2 separate regions of the Homo sapiens genome follow, and region 1 is linked to region 2. A link is a loop called in an ENCODE intact Hi-C map of the cell type or tissue named here. Cell type or tissue: B cell. All regions are shown on one strand. Links, peaks and the distances in the headings refer to the core of each region. The heading gives the core; the rest is flanking DNA.

Region 1 (14,830 bases), core at 2,021-10,020, 160 kb before region 2:
GCAGGAAGAATTCCTACAGGGATCAGTGGAGCTGTGGTCTTGGTGCCACCCCTGACCCCGGGCCTCCCTCTGTGGGGCAGGGGCCAGCAGGGGTGGACTGCATGTAATCTTGGTCCAGGAAAGCATGTGACCTGCCCTGGAGCTGAGGACACAATGCCAGGGTGGAGCACCAAGACGATCTCTTCACCAGGAGGCTCTTACTCAGGATGCTGCTGTGACTAGGAGTTCACCAAGGGGAAACACACCATGCAAGATCTCAGGCCCTTCCTGAGGAAGGTGCTGGGAGGAGACACTGAGGCAGACACTGAGGTGGGGGCTGCAGGAGCATATGGAGGGTGGAGGGGGCTATGGGCCCAGGTGTGCAGCAGGGAGGATGCACAGGGCCCTCAGGCTGATTCTCCTCCATCTGCTGGCTAGAGGGCTTGACCGCGGCTGTGCCTGTCATCAGCTCTCCTATTAGAGACTCAGCTCTGGGGAAGTTCCAGGACAAGTTCTAGAACCTGAGACAGGAGATTGGGCAGGGGACATTCCTGGGAGGCTGGAGAAACAGGATGGCAGAGAAATTAGGGAAGGGGAGGAGTGGCAGGTGTCTCTGAGGTAGGACACATGGACAGGGATCACTGAACCCCAGGCTGTCAGAGAGCAGGAGATGGCCCAGAGTGTGTGGTGGGTAGAGGCCGACTCTGAGGGAAGCCTTGATGCCATCACTGCCACAGGCGGGGCGGGTGGAAGGGCAGGGCTGAAAGCTATGGTAGGCTTGGTGTACATCTGTCCCACTGTGACCATGGCATGACAGTGTAGAAACAAGTTAGCTCAATTCAGAGGCAATAACAGCTGCAGGGACTCATTTTCCTCCTGGGTAAAGAAAAATGCAGGTCTTAAAATAACCATGTGACAGGAGACTCAGGTTGCGTTGTTATTCATTCATTCATTCATTCATTCATTTATTGACCCATTTCCCATTTAGAAAAAAAAAAGTGCAGCTCGTTGCCAGCACTCATTTCTTGGGCAAATGGGAAATGGGTTCAACACATATTTAAGGAAGGGCTGGCATGGATCAGACACTGGAGATGCAACAGGGCCAGGGACAGGACCCAGATCATGGAGCAGGAGATACTGGGAAGAAGAAGAGGATAAAGATGGCTCCAGAGGACATCCCCAGTCTGAGGATTTCATGGTGTTCCCCAGAGGAGTCGATGGCTAAGAGCCAAGGTCTTCCACAGACCCTCTCTCCACAGCATGCAGCTCAGGGTATATAAGGGTCTCAGTGGCTGCAGGGCCTGTTGGGGGAAAGCCCTGAGACACCTAAGCTTTGACTTCACATGGGGCTCAGGTAGATGAGCCAGGGAAGGAAGGCACTACCCCTGTCCTGAGGGGGAATGCAGCAGCAGTGCTGGTGGCGGCTATGGAAGTGTCCCACTCAGATGCCTCTTTGGGAGAACCTGCAGGAGGACCACAAGTGACTAACATGTCCCCTGCCCCTGGGCTGGCTCCAGGCAATGAGGACCCCAGGGTCCCTCCAGCCAGGTCTTCCTGCAGGAAGCAGGGCACTTCTAATGGGCACCCCTGGGAAAGAACCCACTCAGTCGGCTGAGGCTTTGTCTGACGTCTGACCTGCCTGTGGGCTGGGGCAGTTCCTACTAATCCCCCTTCCTTCTCTCCTTTCGTGGGGGTCAGAGCCGTGGCCTGAAGCCCACCCACCCCCCATGCCAAGTCCTTCCCGGTTTCTCTTTCACCAGTGTTTCTACCCTCCAAAAAAGACATTACTTTTTTTCTTTAATTATTATAGAATCTACTTATCAAAGGGGCCAAACTAAAAAAAAAAAAGACTTCTATTTTAGAGAGAACATCCCATCCATGGCACTGTGAGAGGCACTACTGTGCCATGAGTAGCCTCATCCTCAAGCTTGAGACCAAAGATATGGAAAACCTCAGCACTGGCGACGGCACCCACTCACACGGAGAAGAGGCTGGGGACCCTGAGCCCTGGTTCTGCTTGAATCTCAGTAGAATCTCAGTAGATACCAGGGAGGGAAGGCTCCCTGCCCTGTCATGTTTCCAGTAAATGTCATAGCAAACAACATTGATGTTACTGCTCAGGGTGCAGGTGAGTCTGAATGATGATCCCAGAGATGCACAGAAGGAGTCACAGAGCATCCAGATAATCAGAGAATAATCAGCGAGGCTGCCATTCTGTGCTAAATAGTGAAAATCAGCACCGTCGCCAGCCTGGAGCCCAGAGATGGCCAGGGAGGCCAAACTGCCTAACATGGGGCTGGGAAATTCCCTGAGGTCCCTGAGGGATGGTTGTTACCCCCTCTGGGTCTGAGGTTTGGGGACATGTCCCAGGTGCTCCTGAATCCAAGCTGTGCCTTGATTGACAGTATTATGGCTGTTTCCAGGGTGGGTGATTGTAATTGTCAGTCCCGGAGGCTTGGTCAGTGAAAGAGGCTGTCAGTGCCATGTGGACCACAGACCCAGGAGGGTGGAGAGAAAGAGAAAACAATGAGCCCTGTGAGAAAGGGAGTGGAGCAGAGGTGGGCTGAGGACCGCATAGACCCTTCTCCCCAGAGCAGGATGTGCCTCAGCTGGGCAGGGAGGGAAGAGGTCAAAAAGCAGAGGGGCCAAGCCATGGTGCAGGTGCTCAAGAGATCTGCACCCTAAGACTCCAGCAGTAACAGTGAATGTTCCTAACGCTCTTTTAGTCTCTACAGGTCTCACTGGGAGAGAATTTCCTACATTCAAATATGTCCCTGCACCCGGATCACCTCCAGGACCCCTCAGCCATAGGCAATGTCTCTCTTGTCTGGAGGAAGAAGAGGAGGATGAGGAGTTGACCTGAACCAGGCCCCACAGGGTGAGAGAGCCTGATCCTAGACTGAGTGTCCCTGAAGGTCCTGACAGCTGCAGTCACTTCCCATCTCAGCTCAGTGAGCTCACTGTGTGCTCAGCTCCCCTCAACCTCCTGAGGGCCTTCCCAGCTGGCAGGGCCAGACATGCTCACCCCCTGAGACAGCCTCACAGGTCCCCTGCTGACCCCGTGTCCCTTGACATCACCAGGACACAGCCCTGCTGACTCACTGAGGGTCTCACAGGTGTGGCCTTGATTGTGCTGTTCACGCCCCAGATGCTGGCGCTCAGGGAGGAGATGGGGAAGCCAGGCGGACTGTTCTTAGAGACTGCAGGAAATGACCTGAGGAGGAGGTAAGCGAGCAAGCACAGTGTTTTTTTGTTTTGTTTTGTTTTTTGAGATGGAGTCTCGCTCTGTCAGCCAGGCTCTGGAGTGCAGTGGCGCAAACTCAGCTCACTGCAAGCTCCGCCTCCCTGGTTCACGCCATTCTCCTGCCTCAGCCTCCCGAGTAGCTGGGACTACAGGTGCCTGCCACCACGCCTGGATAATTTTTTTGTATTTTTAGTAGAGACAGGGTTTCACTGTGTTAGCCAGGATGGTCTCGATCTCCTGATCTCGTGATCCACCAGCCTCAGCCTCCCAAAGTGCTGGGATTACAGGCGTGAGCCACCGCGCCTGGCCCACAGTGTTCTTATTCATATTTAATTTTACAAAACAAAACAAGAAGTATTCTTAAAGACCTCATCTGCACCTGATACACTTCTCCACCTAGGATTCCGCAAAGCATCGCCTCTGTTCGTGGAGGCATTTCCAGCTTATTTTTGAAGTAGATCACTTTCTATCCAATTCTGAAATCATCCTTTTCACCTAAATTATCACAAGGTTTGAGGATAATCTCGATCTTCTCAGCCTCCATGAATTTACGTATCATGGACATTTGTTATAAATACAGTCATTTCTAGACATTTCATTTCTAGATATTTGCATTTGTTCCTTTCACTGAGCATAATTTTTCAAGGTCCGTTCATATGGAGCTCATTTCAGCACTTCCACCTTTCAATGGCTGAGTCACATGACCTTAGAAGGAAGAAGGCTCTATTATATTTCCATGTGCATTGTACAAAAGTGCAAAGCAGGGGTGTCCCATCTTTTGATTTCCCTGGGCCACAATGGAAGAAGAATTGTCTCGGAACACACATAAAACTGATACTAACTGTTAGTATCAATAGCTGGTGAGCTATAGAAAATTGCAGAAAAATCATAATGTTTTATGAAAGTTTACAAATTTGTGTTGGGCCACATTCAAAGCCTTTCTGGGCTGCATGCAGCCTGCGGGCTGTGGGTTGGAGATTGATGGAAGGCATTGTGTGCTGTCCTAGTCAGAGCTAAACTCTGTGTTACAGGATCTGGTTAGGGCTTCTACACCTCTAAGTAGCACAATCTCTGACTTCTTGTTGCTTGGAAAAACCATTCAACCATCAAAACATTGAAGTTTGGTGTTATTGTTTTGTCTCATAGATGGGAACCAGAAACAAAAATTAGAAAACCAGCCTCATGCTCAGCAGAATGGCATAAACACATTTCAAAGCCAAGCTTCTTAGTAGCTGAAGACATGCTCTTTAACTGAGTATCTCAACCTGGGCTGATTTTGTCCCCAAGCATGGGACATGTGGCAGTGTCTCAAGACAGTCTTGTTGTCACAAATGAGGGGAGGGTGTTAATAGTATCTAAGGGTAGAGGCCAGAGATGCAAGTCAATAACTTATACTGTGCAAGGCAGCCCCAACCAGAACATCAATCATGGTGTGGCTCAGAGACCCGATTATAAACTACATTTATCCCACAATTGATCGTGCACATATCAGAAAATCAGCCATCAAGGTGTGGAAAAACAGATTGGTATTTTGAAAAGGAAAAGAGGAAGTCATAAGCAAAGTTCACCTCAAGCACTTAGACAGGAGAGATGGGAGAGCTACCCTCTCCGGTGGAGACAGGCTGAGACTGGCCCAGGTAGAGATGCTCTGGGGAGTTTCTGTCTCACTTCCCCATGGGTCTGGAGCACTGTGTGATTGCTGCTATCATAAGACTGACAGTAGTAGTCAGCCTCGTCCTCAGTCTTCAGTCCAGAGATGGTGAGGGAGGCAGAGTTGGAGGAGCTGTCGATGGAGCCAGAGAACCGATCAGGGACCCCAGAGGGTCTTTGGTTATCCTCATAGATCACAGTGGTGGGGGCACTGCCCGGGCGCTGCTGGTACCACTGCACATAGTTGCTGGCAATGCTGCCACTGCTGCCGGTGCAGGAGATGGTTACCGTCTTCCCCGGAGACTCCGACACAGAGTGGGGCTGAGTCAGCATAAAATTGGCCCAAGAACCTGCAAGAAGAGAGCAACACAGAGATCAGTGGGGAGAGATGAAGACTGGTTCCCAGGCAGGAGGAACAGATCATCAGCCCAGGTGACATCCAGGAACGCTCCCTGAATTCCTTGCAGGCAGCCACCTGTGCAGTGAGCGAGGAGGGTGAGAAGTAGTGGAGCCCAGGCCATAGTGGAGATGCTCCAGGCTCTGCTTCCTGAGCTACCACCAGGACTGATCCCACCAGCCCTTCTTATCTGTCACGCGTATCCTCAGAGTGGTAGGGCTCCATGCAAATTTCTCCCTTTCTGGAGGTTGCACAACCCCCTCCTTTGACCTCAGACAAGGTTATGGCTGAAAAGTGGTCATAGAAGGGGGAGGAGCAACACCATCTGGAGGGCACAGAAACACCAGCAGGTGGAGGGAAAACAGCAGAGGATCTGGGGAGCTCTGATTAGTTGCTTAGACCACAGCGCCCTCTGGTGGATGTGGGAGTCATGTCCACCCTGGGCAGGTGCAGGTGCAGGTACAGGTGCTCAGGGCCCCTGACCTGTCCTTCCATCCTGCACTGCTCCCAACTCCAGCCACTGTCCAGGGGGCCTCTGCTCAGCATCCTATGCTCACTGTACATTTAAACTTTGAAATATGTTCAGATAGGCCAAGACTCAGTACTCTGGTTAAGACATTCTCTTTGACTTTGTGTTATTGGAGATCGGGAATATCAGCAAGAATGGGCTCTGCCTTCTGGAGGGGCCACATAGGGTGAGGTTGGGAACCCTTCACTGCTAGGTCTAGCCCTCTGAGCACGAAGAGGGAGGAACCCTGGGATCAGGGGCCAGATTTCACCATCAGGGACACCAGGAGTTTTTTTTCAGGCCTCTCACTTCTGAGCAGACTGATTGCTCGCCCTGCTGGGCTGTGATAACTATGGTTTGTGCTTCTCTAGTTAACAGTGTTAAGTGTCTTCTCTAATGCGTGGATTTTAGTTTCATAGTTACTTGTTCTTGAGTCTCTCCAGAGAGGTATTTTTAAATTTTTCATTTATTTTATTTGTATTTATATTTAGTTTGATTTTATGACTTCTATTTTTTCTGAGAATTTATCCTTTTTCATTTGTTTCAAGAATGCCTGAAATTGCTCATCAACAGGATTTTATGGTGGCTGATTTCAATATATCTGTCAGGTAATTTCAGCCCTAAATCATCTCAGCGTTGATGTCTGGATTGCCTTTTCTCATTCAAATGGTGAATTTTTCTACTTCTTGATATAACAAGTGTTTCTTTGAATTGTATCCTAGATATTTTGAATATTATATTATGAGACTATCTTGAGGATTTTCAATAGATCTGAAACAGTGTCTGCTTTTGGTTTGTTGGTTTCCTCTACTATTTTTTGTGTTGTCATTCTCAGGAGAAATGGGTCCCAGTCTCCTTTGGAAGTGTTTAGTTTCAAGGTTTTCAATCAGTCTAATCATATTGGAAATGCATCTTCCAGCAGGCTTTCTATTGGCTAAGATATTCCTGAGGCCTTATGTCTCTCTCATCCTCTATCTTAATCTTCCTCTATAAAGTTAGTCAAATATGTTTCAGTGTTGCTGACACCTTGGGGAAGGGGAAATGCACTTTTGATCTGAAGTGGCATCTTTCACCAAATCAGTTACTCACATGCCTAGTGACCCCCATTATACACTTCTCTGGAAAGCTATAGGGCTGAAGGATGAGCTGCATGAATTCTCAACATCCTCACAAACCTCATCTTCCCCAAGCCTGCCCCCAGTGCTGCGAACAGTTTCTTGCCTTTACAGGTGAAATAACTTCATGTCTTCTTTGAGGGTGACTGATGCAGGCTCCTCCCTCCAGCAGTGAGACAAGTGCAGAATCTGAGCCCATGACTGGGAATGTAAAGGAACAGGGTGTCCCACTGACTCAGTCCTGTAAACTGTGTCCCCTAGGTGCAGTGAAGGGATCAGGGCTGAGGGTGCCTGTAGAGCAGCACTGCCAGGCTAGGGGGCTGACTCTTTTTATTATTATTATTATACTTTAAGTTCCGGGGTACATGTGCACAATGTGCAGGTTTGTTACATACGTATACATGTGCCATGTTGGTGTGCTGCACCCATTAACTCGTCATTTACATTAATCTCCTAATGCTATCCCTCCCCCCTACCCCCACCCCACGACAGGCCCTAGTGTGTGATGTTCCCCACCCTGTGTCCAAGTGTTCTCATTGTTCAATTCCCACCTATGAGTGATAACATGTGGTGTTTGGTTTTCTGTCCTTGCGATAGTTTGCTCAGAATGATGGTTTCCAGCTTCATCCATGTCCCTGCAAAGGACATGAACTCATCCTTTTTTATGGCTGCATAGTATTCCGTGGTATATATGTGCCACATTTTCTTAATCCAGTCTATCATTGATGGACATTTGGGTTGGTTCCAAGTCTTTGCTATTGTGAATAGTGCCGCAATAAACATAAGTGTGCATGTGTCTTTATAGAAGCATGATTTATAATCCTTTGGGTGTATACCCAGTAATGGGATGGCTGGGTCAAATGGTATTTCTAGTTCTAGATCGCTGAGGAATTGCCACACTGTCTTCCACAATGCTTGAACTAGTTTACAGTCCCACCAACAGTGTAACAGTGTTCCTATTTCTCCACATCCTCTCCAGCACCTGTTGTTTCCTGACTTTTTAATGATCGCCATTCTAACTGGTGTGGGATGGTATCTCATTGTGGTTTTGATTTGCATTTCTCTGACGGCCAGTGATGATGAGCATTTTTTCACGTGTCTGTTGGCTGCACAAATGTCTTCTTTTGAGAAGTGTCTGTTCATATCCTTCGCCCACTTGTTGATGGGGTTGTTTTTTTCTTGTAAATTTGTTTGAGTTCTTTGTAGATTCTGGATATTAGCCCTTTGTCAGATGAGTAGATTGCAAACATTTTCTCCCATTCTGTAGGTTGCCTGTTCTCTCTGATGGTAGTTTCTTTTGCTGTGCAGAAGCTCTTTAGTTTAATTAGATCCCATTTGTCAATTTTGGCTTTGGTTGCCATTGCTTTTGGTGTTTTAGACATGAAGTCCTTGCCCATGCCTATGTCCTGAACGGTATTGCCTAGGTTTTCTTCTAGAGTTTTTATGGTTTTAGGTCTAACGTTTAAGTCTTTAACCCATCTTGAATTAATTTTTGTATAAGGTGTAAAGAAGGGATCCAGTTTCAGCTTTCTACATGTGGCTAGCCAGTTTTCCCAGCACCATTTGTTAAATATGGAATCCTTTCCCCATTTCTTGTTTTTGTCAGGTTTGTCAAAGATCAGATAGTTGTAGATGCATGGTATTATTTCTGAGGGCTCTGTTCTGTTCCACTGGTTTATATCTCTGTTTTGGTACCAGTACCATGCTGTTTTGGTTACTATAGCCTTGTAGTATAATTTGAAGTCAGGTAGCATGATGCCTCTAGCTTTGTTCTTTTGGCTTAGGATTGACTTGGCAATGCAGGCTCTTTTTTGGTTCCATATGAACTTTAAAGCAGTTTTTTCCAATTCTGTGAAGAAAGTCATTGGTAGCTTGATTGGGATGGCATTGAATCTATAAATTGCCTTGGGGAGTATGGCCATTTTCACGGTATTGATTCTTCCTATCCATGAGCATGGAATGTTCTCCCATTTGTTTGTATCCTCTTTTATTTTGTTGAGCAGTGGTTTGTAGTTCTCCTTGAAGAGGTCCTTCACATCCCTTGTAAGTTGGATTCCTAGGTATTTTATTCTCTTTGAAGCAATTGTGAATGGGAGTTCACTCATGATTTGGCTCTCTGTTTGTCTGTTATTGGTGTATAGGAATGCTTGTGATTTTTGCACGTTGATTTTGTATCCTGAGACTTTGCTGAAGTTGTTTATCACCTTAAGGAGATTTTGGGCTGAGATAATGGGGTTTTCTAAATATACAATCATGTCATCTGCAAACAGGGACAATTTGACTTCTTCTTTTCCTAATTGAATACTCTTTATTTCTTTCTCCTGCCTGATTGCCCTGGCCAGAACTTCCAACACTATGTTGAACAGGAGTGGTGAGAGAGGGCATCCCTGTCTTGTGCCAGTTTTCAAAGGGAATGCTTCCAGTTTTTGCCTATTCAGTATGATACTTTGGCTGTGGGTTTGTCATAAATAGCTCTTATTATTTTGAGATACGTCTCATCAATACCTAATTTATTGAGAGTTTTTAGCATGAAGGACTGTTGAATTTTGTCAAAGGCCTTTTCTGTATCTATTGAGATAATCATGTGGTTTTTGTCTTTGGTTCTGTTTATATGCTGGATTACGTTTATTGATTTGCATATGTTGAACCAGCCTTGCATCCCAGGGATGAAGCCCACTTGATCATGGTGGATAAGCTTTTTGATGTGCTGCTGGATTCAGTTTGCTAGTATTTTATTGAGGATTTTTGCATAGATGTTCATCAGGGATATTGGTCTAAAATTCTCTTTTTATGTTGTGTCTCTGCCAGGCTTTGGTATAAGGATGATGCTGGCCTCATAAAATGAGTTAGAGAGGATTCCCTCTTTTTCTATTGATTGGAATAGTTTCAGAAGGAATGGTACCAGCTCCTCCTTCTACCTCTGGTAGAATTCGGCTGTGAATCCATCTGGTCCTGGACTTTTGGTTGGTAAGCTATTAATTGTTGTCTCAATTTCAGATCCTGTTATTGGTCTATTCAGAGATTCAACTTCTTCCTGGTTTAGTCTTGGGAGGGTGTATGTGTCGAGGAATTTATCCATTTCTTCCAGATTTTCTAGTTTATTTGCATAGAGGTGTTTATAGTATTCTCTGACGGTAGTCTGTATTTCTGTGGGATCAGTGGTGATCTCCCCTTTATCATTTTTTATTGTGTCTATTTGATTCTTCTCTCTTGTCTTCTTTATTAGTCTTGCTAGCAGTCTATCAATTTTGTTGATCATTTCAAAAAACTGGCTCCTGGATTCATTGATTTTTCGAAGGGTTTTTTATGTCTCTATCTCCTTCAGTTCTGCTCTGATCTTAGTCATTTCTTGCCTTCTGCTAGCTTTTGAATGTGTTTGCTCTTGCTTCTCTAGTTCTTTTAATTGTGATGTAAGGGTATTAATTTTAGATCTTTCCTGCTTTCTCTTGTGGGCATTTAGCGCTATAAATTTCCCTCTACACACTGCTTTAAATGTGTCCCAGAGATTTTGGTATGTTGTGTCTTTGTTCTCATTGGTTTCAAAGAACATCTTTATTTCTACCTTCATTTCTTTATGTACCCAGTAGTCATTCAGGAGCAGGTTGTTCAGTTTCCATGTAGTTGAGCAGTTTTGAGTGAGTTTCTTAATCCTGAGTTCTAGTTTGATTGCACTGTGGTCTGAGAGATAGTTTGTTATAATTTCTGTTCTTTTACATTTGCTGAGGAGTGCTCTACTTCCAACTATGTGGTCAATTTGAGAATAAGTGTGATGTGGTGCTGATAATGTATATTCTGTTGATTTAGGTTGGAGAGTTCTGTAGATGTCTATTAGGTCTGCTTGGTGCAGAGCTGAGTTCAATTCCTGGATATCCTTAACTTTCTGTCTTGTTGATCTGTCTAATGTCGACAGTGGGGTGTTAAAGCCTTCCATTATTATTGTGTGGGAGTCTAAGTCTCTTTGTAGGTCACTCATGACTTGCTTTATGAATCTGGGTGCTTCTGTATTGGGTGCATATATATTTAGGATAGTTAGCTCTTCTTGTTGAATTGCTCCCTTTACCATTATGTAACAGCCTTGTCTCTTTTGATCTTTGTTGGTTTAAAGACTGTTTTATCAAAGACTAGGATTGCAACCCCTGCCTTTTTTTGCTTTCCATTTGCTTGGTAGATCTTCCTCCATCCCTTTATTTTGAGCCTATGTATGTCTCTGCACGTGAGATGGGTTTCCTGAATATAGCACACTGATGGGTCTTGACTCTTTATCCAATTTGCCAGTCTGTGTCTTTTAATTGGAGAATTTAGCCCATTTACATTTAAGGTTAATATTCTTATGTGTGAATTTGATCCTGTCATGATGTTAGCTTGTTATTTTGCTCGTTAGTTGATGTAGTTTCTTCCTAGCCTCGATGGTCTTTACAATTTGGCATGTTTTTGCAGTGGCTGGTACCGGTTGTTCCTTTCCATGTTTAGTGCTTCCTTCAGGAGCTCTTCTAGGGCAGGCCTGGTGGTTACAAAATCTCTCAGCATTTGTTTGTCTGTAAAGGATTTTATTTCTCCTTCACTTATGAAGCTTAGTTTGGCTGGATATGAAATTCTGGGTTGAAAATTCTTTTCTTTAAGAATATTGAATTTTGGCCCCCACTCTCTTCTGGCTTGCAGAGTTTCTGCCGAGAGATCAGCTGTTAGTCTGATGGGCTCCCCTTTGTGGGTAACCTGACCTTGCTCTCTGGCTGCCCTTAACATTTTTTCCTTCATTTCAACTCTGGTGAATTTGAAAATTATGTGTCTTGGAGTTGCTCTTCTCGAGGAGTATCTTTGTGGCATTCTCTGTATTTCCTGAATTTGAATGTTGGCCTGCCTTGCTAGGTTGGGGAAGTTCTCCTGGATAATATCATGCAGAGTGTTTTCCAACTTGGTTCCATTCTCCCCATCACTTTCAGGTACACCAATCAGATGTAGATTTGCTCTTTTCACATAGTCCCATACTTCTTGGAGGCTTTGTTCATTTCTTTTTATTCTTTTTTCTCTAAACTTCTCTTCTCTCTTCATTTCATTCATTTGATCTTCAATCACTGATACCCTTTCTCCAGCTGATCAAATCGGCTACAGAAGCTTGTGCATTCGTCACGTAGTTCTCGTGCCATGGTTTTCAGCTCCTTCAGATCCTTTAAGGACTTCTCTACATTGGTTATTCTAGTTAGCCATTTGTCTAATATTTTTTCAAGATTTTTTAACTTCTTTGTGATGGGTTCAAACTTCCTCCTTTAGCTCGGAGAAGTTTGATTGTCTGAAGCCTTCTTCTCTCAACTCCTCAAAGTCATCCTCTGTCCAGCTTAGTTCCATTGCTGGTGAGGAGCTGCATTCCTTTGGAGGAGGAGAGGCACTCTGATTTTTAGAATTTTCAGTTTTTCTGCTCTGTTTTTTCCCCATCTTTGTGGTTTTATCTACCTTTGGTCTTTGATGATGGTGACATACAGATGGGTTTTTGGTGTGGATGTCCTTTCTGTTTGTTAGTTTTCCTTCTAACAGTCAGGACCTTCAGCTGCAGGTCTGTTGGAGTTTGCCAGAGGTCCACTCCAGACCCTGTTTGCCTGGGCATCAGCAGCGGAGGCTGCAGAACAGCGAATATTGCTGAACAGCAAATGTTGCTGTCTGATCATTCCTCTGGAAGTTTCATCTCAGAGGGGTATCTGGCCATGTGAGGTGTCAGTCTGCCCCTACTGGGGGGTGCCTCCCAGTTAGGCTACTCATGGGTCAGGGACCCACTTGAGGCAGTCTGTCCATTCTCAGATCTCAAGCTACATGCTGGGAGAATCACTACTCTCCTCAAAGCTGTCAGACAGGGACATTTAAGTCTGCAGAGGTTTCTGCTGCCTTTTGTTTGGCTATGCCCTGCCCCCAGAGGTGGAGTCTACAGAGGCAGGCAGGCCTTCTCGAGCTGTGGTGGGCTCCACCCAGTTCGAGCTTCCTGGCCACTCTGTTTACCTACTCAAGCCTCAGCAATGGTGGGCGCCCCTCCCCCAGCCTCACTGCCACCTTGTAGTTTGATCTCAGACTGCTGTGCTAGCAATGAGTGAGGCTCCGTAGGCGTGGGACCCTCTGAGCCAGGTGCGGGATATAAACTCCTGGTGTGCCGTTTGCTAAGACCATTGGAAAAGCGCAGTATTAGGGTGAGAGTGACCCGATTTTCCAGGTGCCATCTGTCACCACTTCCCTTGGCTAGGAAAGGGAATTCCCTGACCCCTTGCACTTCCCAGGTGAGGCGATGCCTCATCCTGCTTCGGCTCACACTCAGTGCACTGCACCCACTGTCCTGCACCCACTGTCCAACAAGCCCCAGTGAGATGAACCCGGTACCTCAGTTGGAAATGCAGAAATCACCCATCTTCTGCGTCACTCACGCTGGGAGCTGTAGACTGGAGCTGTTCCTATTTGGCCATCTTGGAACCATCTCCTGGTACTTTCTAAATAAACACTTAAAGAAAATGTCTGGTATTTCCTTCAATGTTACAGCAAAACAGATATAAAATAAATTATACTTCATATTTACAAAAAAACCATTACTGCAGTTATAGATTATAAAACTATCATTTAATCAGTTTAGTATGAAATTGCTTTCCCAGTACATGTTGGTGAAAAAGATATTTTAAAAATATTCTAAAATTTAATCTGAGCCTTCCTTTCTACAAGAGAAAATCATAATTTCCATTCATAAATGGCACACTCATCCCCCTAAAGCCATTCTTAAAGGTGGGGCACCCTTTCCCATTTTATTTCCTTTGTTGGTTCTAACCCAATCACGTGGTATGCTCTGTAGTAAAAAGACAAAGCACCGCTTTCCTGAAATAGATATTAGAGTCGGCAGTCCTCAAGTTAATGTGCTGGTCAAAAAGTCATTCCAATAAAGAAGAGGTGCAGCATTGCTTTCACATGTTACACAGTTACCATGGAGCCTGTCACAAATGCTTTCCACTCCTCTAAGCCTCACTTCAAAGTTTAATCAGTCTACTTTGGGTACTAGCAAAGAATACAGCAAATGGAGGACTGAGATGTGAAAATGATATGGTTTGTTTTGACTGAAATAAGTATATTTTCACACCAACAGAACTCCAGCACAAACTCATAACAGCAAAGACTGAGACAGAGGCATCCCCAAGGAGCCCGGGCTATGGCCTGGACTGTGGATCCAGTATAAAATTTGCCTTCCTGGGAATGAAATCTGTGAATAGAGGAGTTATTCCTACTTCCCCAACTTTCACTATCTGTAAAATGTACCTTTGATAGACACTAATAAACCAGCTGATACTTTACCCAAGAATACATTTAACTCCATTGAGATTATTTTCCCTATTTACTCACTAATAACCCAAATAGCTTGAACTATAGCTAAAATTAAATTTGGTGGGCTTGGGGGGTACCTTTTAAGTTTAAGTTTCTGTAGTTACCAGACAACCAAACTCAGCTTAGTACAGACCAACAACTACTCATGTTACTTACCAAGTGAGCAAATTATTAGCAAGGTCCGTTAAAATTTTTCTCGGGCAGTAAGGCATCAGCATGAGATGGTTTCAAAGTCTTATCCCTCCACCTCCACTGTGCTTCTGTATGTTTTTTAAGGCAGCTATGACCAAGGAATCCAAGGCAGAATGTGTGTCCCCAGCATCTGGTTTCAAGTTAGCAATATCCACAAGCTCTTACAACCATATTTCTGTATTTTTTTCAAGGTGATTTTGGAATTGTCATTGAAGTAAAGAACCAAAATGGCATTGAGTTTAGTTGGCACACAGCACAGCTTTGGGACATATTCAGGATCTATAAGGTGAACCAAGGTCTGAATGATCACATGGTTGATTGCATTCACATGTCCATTGATTGGGAAGGAGCATTCTACATCACAGTAATTAGCAGCATAGCCCTTGGGTGCGATGAACCAGTCC
Region 2 (14,830 bases), core at 3,776-11,775:
GAAAGACAGCATATCTTTGTCTTCCTTCCCCGGTGGCCTACAGTTCTGTGTGAGCATTAATGCTTGTGTGCCAAGATAAAGAAAAATAGTCAGCCTTATCCCCAGACTGGAGCCCAGAAATGCTCAGCGAAGCCTGTGAACCAGGACAGAACCCTGAAGGCCAATGGCTGTTTTCACAAATGAGGAGCTATGGAGCCATTCCTGGGAGCTGCTAGTACTCATTAACATGAAAACCACCCCCAGTGCTGGTGGCACTTCCAGTGCAGGAGATAGTGACCCTCTATCTTGGGGCCCCTGCCACTGATGGAGGTTGAGTCAGCACAGACTTGGCCCAGGACCCTGGAAGTGGAAGAGACACAGAAGTGGTGATACTGTTCTAGAGACAAGATGAGAAAGCAGAGTCCCTTGGGCTTCCCAGGGCTCCTCCCCTGGGCCTGTGTCTAGTCACCTGTACAGTGAGTGAGGAGTATGAGGAGGAGAGGGGACCAGTCCATGGTGGAGATTGGCCTGATTCCTGCCTTCTGTGCCTACAGCTACCGCAGAGCTTCTCCCAATCTTTCTCCCTCTCTTTATACTCTTTGAGGAAAAAAATCCACCTATGCAAGTGACAACCTCTCAGCTTTTTGATCCCACTCTGTGTTTGGGTCAGGATCAGGGCCCTGTGCCTTTGGGGATCAGGGGAATGAGCAGGAGTGGAGCTGTGTTGTCCCAGGGGTTTGGAAGTTCACAGCTGTGAGGACTTAGCAGAGGGCAGGAGTCAGAATAGGTGGATGATGCCAGCTCTGAGCACACACACACCCTTCAGGAATGGACCCCAAACACTCTCTGTTGTCCAGCCCCAGACACACTACTGGCTGATATGCTAACCATTCAAGTTTAATACCATCATGGAAGTAAAATAAATTGTAAGATTTATTTTTCAGAAACACAGTAGTCTAGGTAATTTTTGTAAAGATAATATATATTGCAACAAAATAATTGAAGCTCTCTGAGTCCAATTTCAAATATGATAGAGATCTCAAGTATGACACTGAAGGAGAAAATATAATTGACTAATATCCTATGGCTCTTGGTGTTTATTTATGTGAGGCAGAATGCAGTGGAGAAACCCTGTGAGCAGTCTGTGCAGTGACTCAGTCTGATAAGAGAGCAGAATCCACTGAATACATGTTGTCCCTTCATTCTGTGCCTCCCATAATGCATTGTGCCACACCAGCCTATTGTGACTCTCAGCGGGGACTCATGAATTCAATACCATGTCTTCTGTCTGCATTGGGTGAAAAACCTGTAGGTTTGTCTGTAGAGTGGGACACTGGATCATTGGATTTCACAGCCAGGCAGGGGAGCTGGACTAAGTTATTCTTACTGTCTCTCAATCAACACACTTCAGTCTCCTCAGATTCTGGTTTTTCGTGTTTGTTTGTTTTGGTATTGAGATAGGATTACTTTTATCTTACACTCATGAGATTGAAAAAATAACAAACATTATTTGTTTAAAATGTAAATTATTTTCACTGTCTCCAGCTAGGGTACTGTCAGGCTAGATAATACACCATTTTTTTGTTGAAAGAAAGTAAGGAAGGCCTTCTGTCCTGCATTGTTCCATCACCACTAACATCATTGTGAAGAGGTCACCAGGGGACAATGTGAAACTTCTGAGGTCAGCAAGGCCTGAAGCAAACTCAAATGGTTCCTATTTCAACAAAGTTGGACTCTTGCTTACAGGCCTGTGCACATGGTGGAGCAGGTGCTTCCTCCCCAGGGGCAAACTCAGAACTCACAGCCACCCTACACCTCCCCTTTAGAGAGGAGCTGTTCTCTGGGATGAAGACTCAGAAATGTATGCCTATGATGGTGGTAAAAAGAATCAGGTTTGAATAATGGACCAGACAAGCACTGACATTTTACCAAAAAATTTGAGGGAGATAAAAAGAACATTGCGGTGTCCAGCCTCAGTTTGAAGACCCAGGGGTTCCTGCAACATCCACACCATGGCCTGGACTCCTCCCTTCCTCCTACTCTTCCCTCTTCTCTCACACAGCTCAGGTTCATGGAGATCTGGGTGGGGCTGGGCAGATGAGGGACCAGAAGGCCACTCGAGAGGGGGTGTTCTAGGCTGACCAGTCTCTAAAGGAAGAAGGTGCATCACCAAGTACATGTGCCCCTTGAGCCTCAGTGGGCTCATCTAGAAAATGGGTTTTTCTCTCAGCAGAGCCCATCTAGATGGGTGGGGGCTCAGTGGGGTGAAACCTCACCCCTGGATCGCAAAAAAGGGCAACATGGAGAGAGGCGCCTGAGAGATGCCAGAACCAACTCTGACCATCTGGCCCTCAACTCATCGCCTTGTAGATGCTGCCTGTTGGCCAGGCCTGGTTAATTGTTTTCCTTCTTCTCTGCCTTGAATAAACAGGGATTCCCAAGGCTGAGCAGAGCCTCACAAACAGGATGAGGCTACTAATGTACCTTCCCTGCCCATGGGTGCTCTCCCTGTTAGGTTCCCCTTCAGCTCTCAGGCTGAGGGCAGAGACAAGAGCAGGTTCACAGCTGACTCTTCCAGTTCAGCCCCATCCTGAGTCCAGTACAATGTGGCCAGTGTGGTGAGAGGCAGTTCTTCAATTGTCAAATAGTTATTGAGTGCCTACCTTCTCCTGGGCACAGAGTTTAGTGTTGGGAATGCCATGATGATATAGACAGCCTCATTCCTGCTTCATGCTGACCCTAATGGGAGCACAAGGATGGGAGGCCACAGGGGACCTCCCTTCCTCCCTTCTGCCACTGGGGGTAAGGAGGCCAGAGAAGCCTCTGCCGCACTCAGGGTTCTGATGCAGGATGACCTGGTGGGATCATAGAGGAGGAGGGAACAGGGTGTGACATGAGAACTGAGGAAGCATCAGCATGTCCTTAGGCTTCCTGGGATTCAGGTGAAGATGTAGAGAAATTCACAAAGTAGATATGGAGGGAGAAACACAGAGCTGAATAACAGAATCCAGGAGAAGAGAATTCCCAGGAATACAGGGATTGTGATTCAGAAAGAGAGACCCTGGCAGGGCAAGTGCCTCAGAAATCCAGTAACATGCGATGTGGTTCCCTCAGGCCAGGAGCTTACTTACTGGCAGGGCCTGATCTGTTAGGGCTACTGGAAAGGAAAGCAGGAGAAGCCATGTGTCAGCAGGCGGAAGCGTGCAGAAAGGTGAGAACACGGGCAGAAGGAGAGTAGATTTCACTTGAGGAGAGCCTGGAGAGGAGGTGTGAGATGGGAATGTCCAAAATCTTTGCTAGATATTTTATATAAATTGGATCCTGTCACTTTGTAGATTTTTTCTTACAGGAGAAGATAAATTCAGAGCTTAGAGAGTTCTACTATTGTTGTTTAGGACAGTGTTTCTCTAACACAGGAAATTATCCTCACAGGTCCTGCCCTCGTGGAATAGAAACTCTGTGTGTTTTAAAATGTTCTTTAAAATTATTCACCATTTTACTGGTCTTTTCAGAAATATGAGTCGATTAAAATTTTTGACATGTTCATCTTACATTTTTGAAAGTAATGTATAATCTTTTTATTATAATCATACTCTAACCCTTTTGAGGTTATTCATTGAGAAAACCAAGAAAATTTACTACCTTGTATTTACACTGTTGTTTCTAAGGAGTGAACTCTTGAATCTCTGGAATTTATTTTCTTGGATCATGGAGTAGTTCCTATGAGGAATTAAAACTTTTTCCTTGTTCACCTGTATTTTTCTAGAAGATATCTCTCCTCTGTTCCTTTCTTTGTGACAATGGGCTATTGATAAATGCTTTTCTTTTTTATTCCTGAAGGAGGTAAAATAGATAAATGTTTTGGCATCATTAGCTAGTTAGTGGAAAATAAGCCATAAGAGGGAATAAGAACTTAAAAGAAGGTGCAGAATTTGGGGAAAGAAGTGGCTGTAGGCCTGAAGACATAACTTGATCTTATTGGATAGAGACAAAATATTCTAGAGAGACACTGAGAAGGAGAGTCTAAAGTTTCAGGGCAAAAAAAGGAGAATTCAATTAGAGCTTTAATAGCTAGATTGGTGTCCTGAAAGGACAGAGACAGTGCTGAATTAAACAGGCTGACACTGATCCCAGACCACTGGGACAAGGGCCCCATGAAAAGTAGACTCTCAGCAATGACACAGATGTCCCGGAAAGCAGTAGCTTTGGGAGGTGAGCAGAAGGAGGCCCCACTTGGAAGTGTGTGGGCACTGGGAAAGGTGCAGGTGCTGGACCCTCAGGCTGCTTCTCACCTGAGGGAGGGACAGGTGCACAGGTGGTGGGCAGTGGCCACTCCTGTGGCTTCCTGGCCTCCTTGCCTTTCTTACCCACTCTGGGACAAGGAGGCCATCATGGGGATGTGTATCTGCTTCCTCCCTCTCCTGAGACTACCTGTATCTCAGGTCAGTGCCTGCATGGCAATAGTGTGTCTGTCTAAAATTGGTCTGTGGGAAGAATGTCAGCAACATCAGGGAGCTTGAGCTGTAACTTTGTGAGCCAGAAATCGCCTGGCTTGTGATCCTGTCCAGGTCCCAGCATCTACAGGACAAAACCCAACATGAACTAAGGATGGGAGTGGATGACAGAGTGATGCACATTGTGGGATCACGTAGGCAAACCTCCTTTTTTTCCTGTTGTCTGGACCCAAAGTCTCCCAGCCATGAGATGAGCATGTGACTGACCCCAGCTGCAACTACAGGCATCTGCATTCTGCTGTCCAAACCGATCAGACAACCCACTGGTCAACATGATGGTGTCAGGGGAGATGGTGTGAGTGATCTGATCTAGTATTCTCAAAGGCAAAAATTCCTGGTGGGTTGGTCAGAGTGCATTCCCTCATTCTGGAGCATTTGTGTGTGAATGTGATACCTGAGACTGAGCAGTATCTTGTTTGCGCATGGGAATTTAGCCTAGGGACAGGACAGGACATGGAGAAGAGACATCTCAAATAAAACTCATAGTGGGATTCCCCCCTTGCCATTTGGAGAGAAAAGCGTCCTGTGACAACTTTGAAAGAGGCTGGGAGGCTGTTGTCTGAGTTTCCATCATGGTGATTAGCTCAGGGCCTCCCCCAGCCTCATTGCTCATGGAGGCCCCCTCAGCAGGGGTTTCGCATCCACTCCCTCCACTTTCCAAGGCTATTCCTGAGCCCTCTCTCCTCACCCAGGCTTCAGTCCCTCCTCTTACAAACACAGGCTAGACCTGACCTTTCTCTCCAATGACCCCAACTGGCCCCGTGGCCTTCATGCTTGCTGTCTCCTTGTTCATCTTCTTTGAGGCATCTGGACTTTTCTTCATAAACTTGAGTCAGATCCTGTGTCTTCCTTGCCCAACCTTCTGATGGCTCCTCTACCCCCAACTGAGCTCTCCTCACTGTGTGATGACATCATATTGTCGCATTGACATTTTTACTTGATTGCCTTATCTGTTCCACCACTCAGTGTCAGCTCCATGAGGACAGGGCCCCTTCCTCTCTTGTTCATCATGTACCTTGAATCCCTGGATCTGAGGCTGGTGCATAGTAGCTTCTCAGTGAATGAGGTGGATAAACAGACCTTTGGGAGTCGACTATCCTGAGTCAGACACAATGACCCTGGTCCTGTTTTGACCCATTATGGATTTGGTTTCCAGGACAGCCTGATCTTGGTATTGAGGGATTTCTCTTAATATGAGACAATACGACAATTTGTTACTGCCAAGGGTTGGGTGTGAGGGTAGAATTGAGAGGACAGAAACACATTCTCCACACTGCGTTCACTGGAGTGAGTTTTAAAATCTAAATTTTTACTAAACAAATGAAAAGCAACGTTAATCAGCTGACTTGCCCAAGAAGTGGGGGCTGCACAGAGAAGCTCCATTGCTGGATGGGCAGCAGCTTTTTCTCCCACTTCCCCACTGGCCTGAAGTACTGCCTGAGCCTTGGTGCTTGTGTCCCAAGCTGAGAATAAAAATCAGCCTTTTCCTCTGCCTGGAGTCCAGAGATGCTCAGAGAGGCCATGTTCTCCAACCTGGAGCCTCAGCATTGGGCCTATGCCCCTAAGGGTCAATGACTGCTTTTATATATGTGGAGCTCTGGGTCTCTCGGAGGCATGTTTGTACCAGAGCACATGCCCGTGCCCAACATTGCTGCTGCTTCTAGTGCAGGAGCTGGTACCCACCTGCCCCACAGATGCATGCACTGCAGGTGGCTGGGTCAGCACAGGCTGGGCTCAGGACGCTGGACATTAAGACAGACACAGGGTGAGAGGTGGGTCAGTGGACAGAGACACATGCATAAACCTTGGTCTTTTGATCACCAGCCCTGACACTGAGCCCTAGCCACCTGTGCAGTGAAGGAGAAGGCGGGGGAGAGACCACAGTGGAGACCCATACATAGCTCTACATCCTGAGGATCATCAACTGAGCCTGGGCTCTCCAAGTCCCTTGTACTCCCTCCAGCAGCTCAGGGTGAGGAGGGCATCCTTCATACCAACCAGCCTCCTCCCCTGGGCTGTCCAAGCCCTTTCCTGGGCCATGACTTCGATCCCTCCCTGAAAAGCTGACACATGAAGAGGATGGTCTTGGTTGATGCTGTTCTGTGGCTCCCTGGGGGCCTATAAGGAAACAGCTGCTGGTCTTGTGAGCAGGGGGTAGAGGGCTCCAGCCCAGGGTCAGGGAGTGGCTCTCGTATGGGGTCTCCAGCACAAGATTTAGGGACAGACCACAGAACAGCCTACTGCTTGAGGTCCAGATGCACCCATGTATCCTGTCTCCTCCACTGTTCACTTTGTCATCCCCAAGAAGGATGGAGATGGGCAGTGTTTAGGCCATAACACACCTTAGTCTCACATCTCCACAGACCCTCCTTCCTGGATATACTTGCTTAGCTCACTGTGAGGTTTATAGGGCAGTTCTGGGAGGCTGGACTCCCTGAGGAGCCTCCACTAGGGGACATCAGAGCAGGAAGCCCAATGGGGACAGGGCTCCCTCCAGGACACAGGGAGCTGCTCCCTCTTTCTTCTCCCTGGGCTGTCTAGAGCCTGCACCCAGACTGCCTTGCTTCTCTCTGGGCCTATTTCTTCTTCTCAGCCCCTCAAGAAATTTGATTGCAGAAAAGGAAAAGATTAAAAAATAAATTTAAAAATATTTGCCAGCACCAGGCATAAATTCTAGGGCAATATGACACCAAGTGCAATTTTGAGAGGAGAGAGGGGAGCCCTAGGTAGGCTTCTGATTCCTAATTATCCTTCCTTATTTGGGCACTAAGAGGCAAATAACATCTTTCAAAGGGCAGGGTCAGCACTCTCTAAATCTGTCCTGAGTACATGGAATGATGACTCTTTCAGGATTTGGAAACAATTTCTAAGGCTCATTTTTCTTCTGTCAAGAGAAAATGGTTAGCTCCACAGGCACTGAATTCAGCATATTTGGAAAATTAGGTAATATTTCATAGTCATCATGATATTTTTGTTTCTGTTTTTAGTTTTCCTGAGACTTCAGAAAACTTGAATGAGAAATTGAGAGTAGAAACATTTTAAACCAGACGGTGCTTCCAAGTGGAGTGTGTACATATAAAACATATTTGAAAATTTAAAACTTGTCATATAACAAGACCCTGAGCAGGCTGAGGTTTCTGTCCCACTTCCTCATCTGCCTGTGTCACTGTGTGAATGCCAGTGCCCCAGGTCTGACAGTAATAGTCAGCCTCATCCTCAGACTGGAGGCTGGAGATGGTGAGGTAGCGCTCAGCCCCAGAGCTGGAGCCTGAGAAGCGATCAGGGATCCCGTCCCCCTTGCTGTGGCTGCCATCACTGTTAAGCTTCATCAAGTACCGAGGGCCCTTCTCTGGCTGCTGCTGATGCCATGCGATGGCGTAGCTGCTGTGCCCACTGCTCAGAGTGCAGGTGAGCTTGACCGAGGCTCCCAGGGAGGCAGAGGCAGAGGGCGATTGAGTCAGCACAAGCTGGGAGAGAGACCCTGAAAACACAGACACCCATTACCGGCTGGAGTCAAGAAAAGAGGGAAGGACATTCCTGGCATAAGTTTGGGAGGTGGTATCAGTGAGCTGGAGGTCAGGGTGCTGAGGGCCATCCTGACCTGTGCAGTGGAGGAGGAGGGTGAGGAAGAGGAGTGGGGTCCAAGCCATGGTGCAGACTCCCCAGAGCTCTGCTGAGGCTGACAGTTGCAGGTATTTCTTACCCACCCTGTAGTCCCAGAGGAGAGAGAGGGGCCCTTCATGCAAATGTGCTCCTCTTCCTCTGCCCAACCAAATCACTCCGTGTGCCTGAGTGTCAGTCCCAGTGGTGGGGTGACATTTCTGGGAGGGGTTACCTGGGCTGGGCCTGGCCTGAGGCTCTCCAAGGGTGCAGAGAGAGCCCAGCTGCTGGCCCCAGTGAACCCTGCGTGGAGACCAAGTTCAAGTGTTTGGTTTCCCAGCTGAGAAACCCACAGAGCCCTCAGCAGCAGACCAACAGCACCCCCTTCTGCCTAGGCCCAGGTCCATCGTGTCTGTGACCAGATGCCAGTGGGTCCTGACAGAGGCTTCTGCCCGGACCAGGGCCTTGACCACGGCCTGTTCTCTGTCCAAGGGCAAAGTGGGACCCCTCGTCAGGGCAGCCTCCTATTTTATTTCAGACTTTAGTTTTCCATTTAGCCCTTTTCAGTGGGAGCGGGACACATGATCCACCCCACTTTGCAAAAGTCCTCAGGAGAAAGGTGTCTCTCATACACGTTCTATTTGGTAGGTGTAATGGGATAATTTACATTGACTGGAACAGAATGTCTCCATTCTGCAGTAATGGAGATGTTGTGAGAATGGATCGGACTGTTGGCTACATGAGCATCTGCATTTGTAAAAACCATCAAACTGTATAATTAAGACCTGTGAATTTTACTTTATATAAGTTATCTTTCTATATAATAAACAGAAAAAATAGGAGAAAATGGCTACTTTTCAGACAAAACCCGATGGAATTTGCCACCAGCAGAACTGCTCTACAGGAAATTCTAAAACTGTTTTTCAGTGAGATGAAAAATAATCTCAGTTAGTAGCTCCCCAAATTAGAAATAAATATTTTAAAAAGTAGAGAAAAGAGGGTAAACTCAAAGGAAAACTGAGTACATAAAACAATGATTTTTACATCAGTTGGTGTTACATGCATGTATGTGTAAACGTAATGGTGCATGTGTATGTACTTATGAACACATATTAATAGAGGTGCGTGCATATTTGTAAACATAACATAACTGTATGTTTTGATATTAGGTAAATTGCTAGAGAGTAAATGGAATTGAAGTTTCTGCACTCTAACTCTGTACTCCCTGAAGCTGTATTTTAGACCCTGAGCTGCCCTAGTCTTTTTATAGTTTCCCAAACAATCAAGGGGACAGATTTTCTACCTTGAAATAAAAACTTAATGTAGGGCTGTCCCCACCTCACCCCTTGGCCTGGATGCTCCCAGGCCAGCAGGAGAATGAGAAGAGAAGAGTTGAGCCTAGGGAGGTTTCCAATGGGGAGAGGACACCTGGCCTTTGATAGGCCCCGGGTCCAACAGGTCAAAGCTTTGGGCCAATCAGGGAATGGGGAACTTGCCATCTGATCAAACCCGAGGGAGACCCCGAGTGTTTTCCCAGCTGGTGGGACCGTGTCAGGAGAGCTTCAATGTCCCTGACTGACTGCAGGCCCCAGTTTCTATCAGGCCTCTTTGACAGGCCTGAGCCCTTCCCTGGAGGGTCCTAGATGGCCTGGATCAACTTTTCTGGTGCTGCTGCTGCTCATCACCTCAGAATGGATTTATCGAAATTCCAAGTTCTAGATGAGCATTGTTGGCCCAGAGGAGGCAATCTCACTGGGACTAAGTTAGAGAAGACTTCTCTTCCATCAGCATAGCATAGGAGTAATAGGCTTTTTAATTAGATCAAATAGAGCAACCCAAAAGAAGTAAAACAGGAAAAAAAAGAAATCTATCTTTCCACTTTTTAGTATCCTGGATGCAAAAAATTAAATTCTTTCTACTGCTCATGCATTGGGTAAACCCCTCACCAGTCAGTTTTAGGCACTTATTTTGTTTTATTTTATCTTTTTTTAAACCTTCATTTCTTATTCAAAAGTACATCCCAATGTCCTACAGTTAGTACTCTGCTATGTGGAAATAATAAGAAAACATCTAATTTGTTTTTCAAGTATTACATTTTTTACCCATGAATTATCCATACTGGGCCAGGTGTGGTGGCTTATGCCTGTAATTCCAGCAATTTGGGAGGCCAAAGCAGGAGGATCAGTTGAGCCCAGTAGTTACAGACCAGCCTGGGCAACATAGTGAGATCTTGTCTCTACAAAAAATAAGCAAAATTAGCCAGGCATGGTGGTGCGTGCCCGTAGGCTTAGCTACTTGTGAAGCTGAGGTGGGAGGATTGCTTGAGCCTGGGAGTTTGAGGCTGCAGTGAGCCATGATTGCACCACTGCACTCCAGCCTGGGCAACAGAGTGAGACACTGTCTCAAAAACAAAACAAAACAAAAAAAGGCCAGGCGTTGTGGCTTATGCCTGTAATTCCAGCTCTTTGGGAGGCCGAGGTGAACACATCACCTGAGGTCAGAAGTTCGAGACCAACCTCGCCCACATGGCAAAACCCCATCTCTACTAAAAATACAAAAATTAGCTGGGTGTGGTGGCGGGCGCCTGTATCCCGGCTACTCAGGAGGCTGAGGCAGGAGAATCACTTGAATCTGGGAGGCAGAGGTTGCAGTGAACCGAGATTGTGCCACTGCACTCCAGTCTGGGCAACAGAATGAGACTTTTTCAAAAAACAACGACAACAACAAAAAAGAAACGCAAAGAAATATCCACACTATATGTTTGTGTTATTAATTCAGGATTACATGATAAAACTTTTCCATCCTTTTACTTTCATTTAATGTTTTCTGTAAACATAATTATAGATACACATTAAGGTGAAAAAATATGTAATAAAGGTTTAGTTACACTTCAACCAGTTTTCCTCAAAAGTGGCATCTTACAACACAATATGCAATTTAGAAAATCAGAATGATGCAATTAACATTGAAGTAATGCTTTATGCCATTTTAACTAGGTGTTTATTTGTGTTATCATTTTACTTTTGTGTATATACTTCTATTTAGAGTTTATTATAGAATCGCATGCTTGTCTCTTGTTTTTTATTTTTCTCAGTGTGACAAACTCTGTGTTTAATATATGTGCTTAGTTCATTTACATTTAATGAAATTATTCACATGGTTGGATTTAAGCTTACAATTTTAGTGTAAGTTTCCTTTTTCTCTTTATAACTTTTGTTCCTCTCCACCCTGTTTCTGCTACTTCTGGATTATTTGAGTATTATTTAGTGGGCTCTTTTGATTTTTATATTGATTTTATATTGGTATCTCTGCACAGTTTTACATTGGTTGCTGTAAAGATTACAACATGTACATGTAACTATTCATGATCTATTTAGATTTAATAATAGGCCTAATATTTTCCCAGTCATGTAGACCCCTTACAGTTCCTTCTTTTGGTTGAAGTTTCATGTATATATATATATGTGTGTGTGTGTGTGTGTGTGTGTGTGTGTGTGTGTGTGTGTATATATATGTATATATGTGTATATATGTATATATAATATTTTTCATAAGTAGAAATTATATCAAAAATGCTATAACTTAGCTTTTGATATGCATATTTTCCAGAACTGTAGAGCTAAAAATTTGGTCTTTTACTACTATATTTATTGGTTATTCTTCCTGCATTCTTTGGGTTCAATGTTTCCATTATCATTTATCTTCCACCTGAAAATTTTCTCTTAGAGTTGATTTGTTTTGATTTTTTTTAGATGAATTCTTTCAGGTTTTCTTCATCTGACAAAGTCTTATTTTTTACCTTTTTTAAAAAAAAAAAATCTTTACCTGGATATAGCATTATGACTCAACAGTTCTTTCTTTCTTTCTTTTGACTTTGTAAGAACATAACACTGCCATTTGGCCTCAATGTATACTCATAAAATACCTCTCATTGTTTGAATTGTTGATTTTCTGTATATATTATAAAGCTTTCTGTCTGCTTTCATAATTGTGTCTTTATCTTTGGTTTCAGTAATCTATTATTACATGCTTGGGCATTTGAAAAACCTAGCTGTTTGGCATCACTGAGTTTCTTAGGTCTTTAAATGCATGTTCTTTACAGAAAGTCTTTAGCAATGACCAGTGGCTGGGGAGAAAGGGTGAAGGGTGGCTGCTAATTGTGGGGGTTTTTTTGTGGGGTGATGAAAACGTTTTAAAATTAGATTATGGTGATAGATGCATAATTCTGTAAACACAATAAGACAATTTAATTGTACATTTTATACGAAGTGAAATTTATCTCACTTTTTCAAATAGAGACAATGTGGGAACAAGGCCCGCTGACCCTTTGCAGGGGCCTGTGGCTGAGTCTCACTTCCTCCCTTGCTTAAACTGTACGATCAGCCACAGGCACCCTCTTTGTTTGTCATAGGCAAGTATGGAGTGATCAGCCTCGGGACAGGCCAAGGGCAGGTTTTTGTCTCGGTTCCCCATGTGCCTGCAGCACTGTGTGAGCACTGAGGCTGTAGTCCCATGTTGAACAGTAATAATCAGCCTCGTCCTCAGGCTAGAGGCCCGAGATAGTCAGGGAGGCTGTGGTCCCAGACTTTGAGCCAGAGAAGCGGTCAGGGATCCCTGAGGGCAGAGAATTTCCAAACATCACAGTTTTGGGAGCACCGTGAGAAATCTGTTGGTACCAGCCCACAGCATAACTTCCAACGTTGTTGCTGTTTCCAGTACAGGAGAGGGTGACCTTCTGTCCCACGGTCCCTGACACCGAGGCTTCCTGGGTCAGCGCAGACTGTGCCCAGGACCCTGGAACAGAGGAGGCAGGCACAGAGAGGTGAGTCTGGGTTCACTACCCACCCCACAATGTTAAAATATAAGAGAAAAGTCATCCCATGTGTCCCCAATAATCACTTTGGCATTCCACAGGCAGTCACCTGAGCAGAGGGTGAGAAGCTGGAGGAGGAGAGGGGTCCAGGCCATGGTGGAGATGCCCCAGGCTCTGCTTCCTAAGCCCACAGCTGAGCAGAACTGCACAGAGTCTCTCTTATCCTCTCCTCCTAAGAGGGCACAGAGCACCCTTCATGCAAATCACACCCCTCCCCCTGCTATCCCTGGGCCTGAACTTGGGGAAAGTTGAGTGTGGGGTGGGGCTAGAGGAGCCTCTTCTGCTCCTGGGAGGTCCCAGCTGCTGGGCCCCAGAAAGCACAGAGCAGAGGGCCCAGGGTAGGGGTCCAGGGCCTGGTTTCCCAGTTGAAACCCCCACAGACCCTCAGGGACAGGCCACACTTCCCTCCACTGTCTCAGAGCCCAGGTTCATTCCTGACTGGCTTGAAGGTCCTCAGCACTGCCTTGCGCACACCATCCCCACACAGAGGCAGCGCTCACGCCCCTCCACCCCCACCCCAGGCTCTTTGTGCTGCAGGTGCTCACCACAGCACATTTCTCGCTGCAAGATGGGCCTCCTCAGCATGAAGTCATCCTCTGCTTCTTCCCCATTTAGATTTTTGTGTGGTTGGGGCCATAGGTGAGTGAGCCTCAGAGAGAACATGTCCTGCACCCAGTGGCCAGGAGGGCAGGAGGGTTAACAACCCTCCCCAGCCTCCATATGGGCCTGAGGGCACCTGCTTCTCTCTCTCATCATACCCCACATCCCCCCGTGGGAGGCCGGGCTCCGTGACCCTCATCACTGTCCTCATCACACCCTTGATGGGGTGAGACCCTTAATGAAAATGCACAGGGAAATTATTCAAGAAGAGACCATCATTATGAAAGAGAGAAAAGTCTGCTTCTCTTATGGATACTTGGACCTGAGGAAGATGACCAAGGTCACCACTCTCCCTAGATACAGCCCAGAGAGGGGCCACCGGGATGACTAGGCACCAGGTAGGATGTGCACATCAGGGTGAAATTGGGAATGGGGGAGGTTAAGAATAGAAGGGTTAGAGTTTTATGGAAAGATCAAGAAGATGACCCAAAAGTTCCGAGACACCTTGTCTAAGCCCTTTACTCACAGTCCAATGTGATTTAACCATTCAAATTTTTTGTTTTTGAGAATGGGCTTTGCTCTTGTTGAACCTCCGCCTCCCAGGTTCAAGCGATTCTCCTGCCTAAGCCTCCCGAGTAGCTGGCATTACAGGCACCCATCACCACACCTGACTAATTTTTGTATTTTTAGTAGAGACGGGGTTTCACCGTGTTGCCCAAGCTGGTCTCAAACTCCTGACCTCAGGTGATCCACCGGCCTCGGCCTCCCAAAGTGCTGGGATTACAGGCATAAGCCACCGCGCCCAGCCTCAAGTATTCTTTTATAGCACTTACTTTGTGTCAGGTACCATTCTATTTGCATCGTGAATGTTAACACGATTATTTTTCCGAGGACCTAATCCGCAAGTGTAGTTTCAGTGGCATTGTATGCTGAGATAGATTACACATACACACACACACACACACAACACACACACAAACGTAAATGTTTGTGTATGTGTTTAATGCTTTCATCTGCATGATTCAGAAAAAATTTAGCATAGTATCTTTCACAGTGATCCACACAAAACAAAAAGATGCCTGTGACCTTGACAATTTGATTCTCCATGGTAACGCTAAAACCTGTATAATATTATTACTTAGTAGTCACGCAGTAAATATTTTTGAATTGAAAAATTAGTGAATATTTAAACACACACACACACACACACACACACACACACATTTCCACCTATCCCAACCCTGGGTAAAAAAATACGATGACA

Evidence for each region. Hi-C counts contacts between places; a loop is a spot of excess contacts. Peaks named below come from ENCODE experiments on the same cell type or tissue, not always from the same donor. Only the 100,000 strongest peaks of a DNase experiment are listed, where the experiment ranks them.
Region 1: it touches region 2 in a loop (4-fold over the local background); 7 of 110 quality-filtered maps call a loop at or near these places.

The regions. Positions count from the first base shown.
Region 1 is chr22:22,186,363-22,201,192 of GRCh38, reverse strand. It overlaps IGL, the pseudogene BMP6P1, IGLV6-57 and the pseudogene IGLVI-56. Among named protein-coding and RNA genes, the nearest start is that of VPREB1, 51 kb to the left of the region's middle. RefSeq lists silencers at 1-38, 5,625-5,684 and an enhancer at 1-662. In B cell, for the core only: CTCF peaks have their summits at 5,483 and 5,685 (motif pointing left); DNase peaks (open chromatin) are centred at 3,002, 4,882, 5,192 and 5,652; H3K4me3 peaks cover 1,125 bases; H3K27ac peaks cover 1,658 bases.
Region 2 is chr22:22,024,307-22,039,136 of GRCh38, reverse strand. It overlaps the pseudogene PRAMENP, IGL, the pseudogene IGLVI-70, IGLV4-69 and the pseudogene IGLVI-68. Among named protein-coding and RNA genes, the nearest start is that of TOP3B, 49 kb to the right of the region's middle. RefSeq lists enhancers at 7,803-7,862, 8,003-8,082, 7,380-8,159, 8,523-8,782, 8,160-8,940 and 4 more and silencers at 7,613-7,732, 12,414-12,533. In B cell, for the core only: CTCF peaks have their summits at 8,276 and 8,476 (motif pointing left); DNase peaks (open chromatin) are centred at 6,772, 7,776 and 8,356; H3K4me3 peaks cover 1,282 bases; H3K27ac peaks cover 4,042 bases.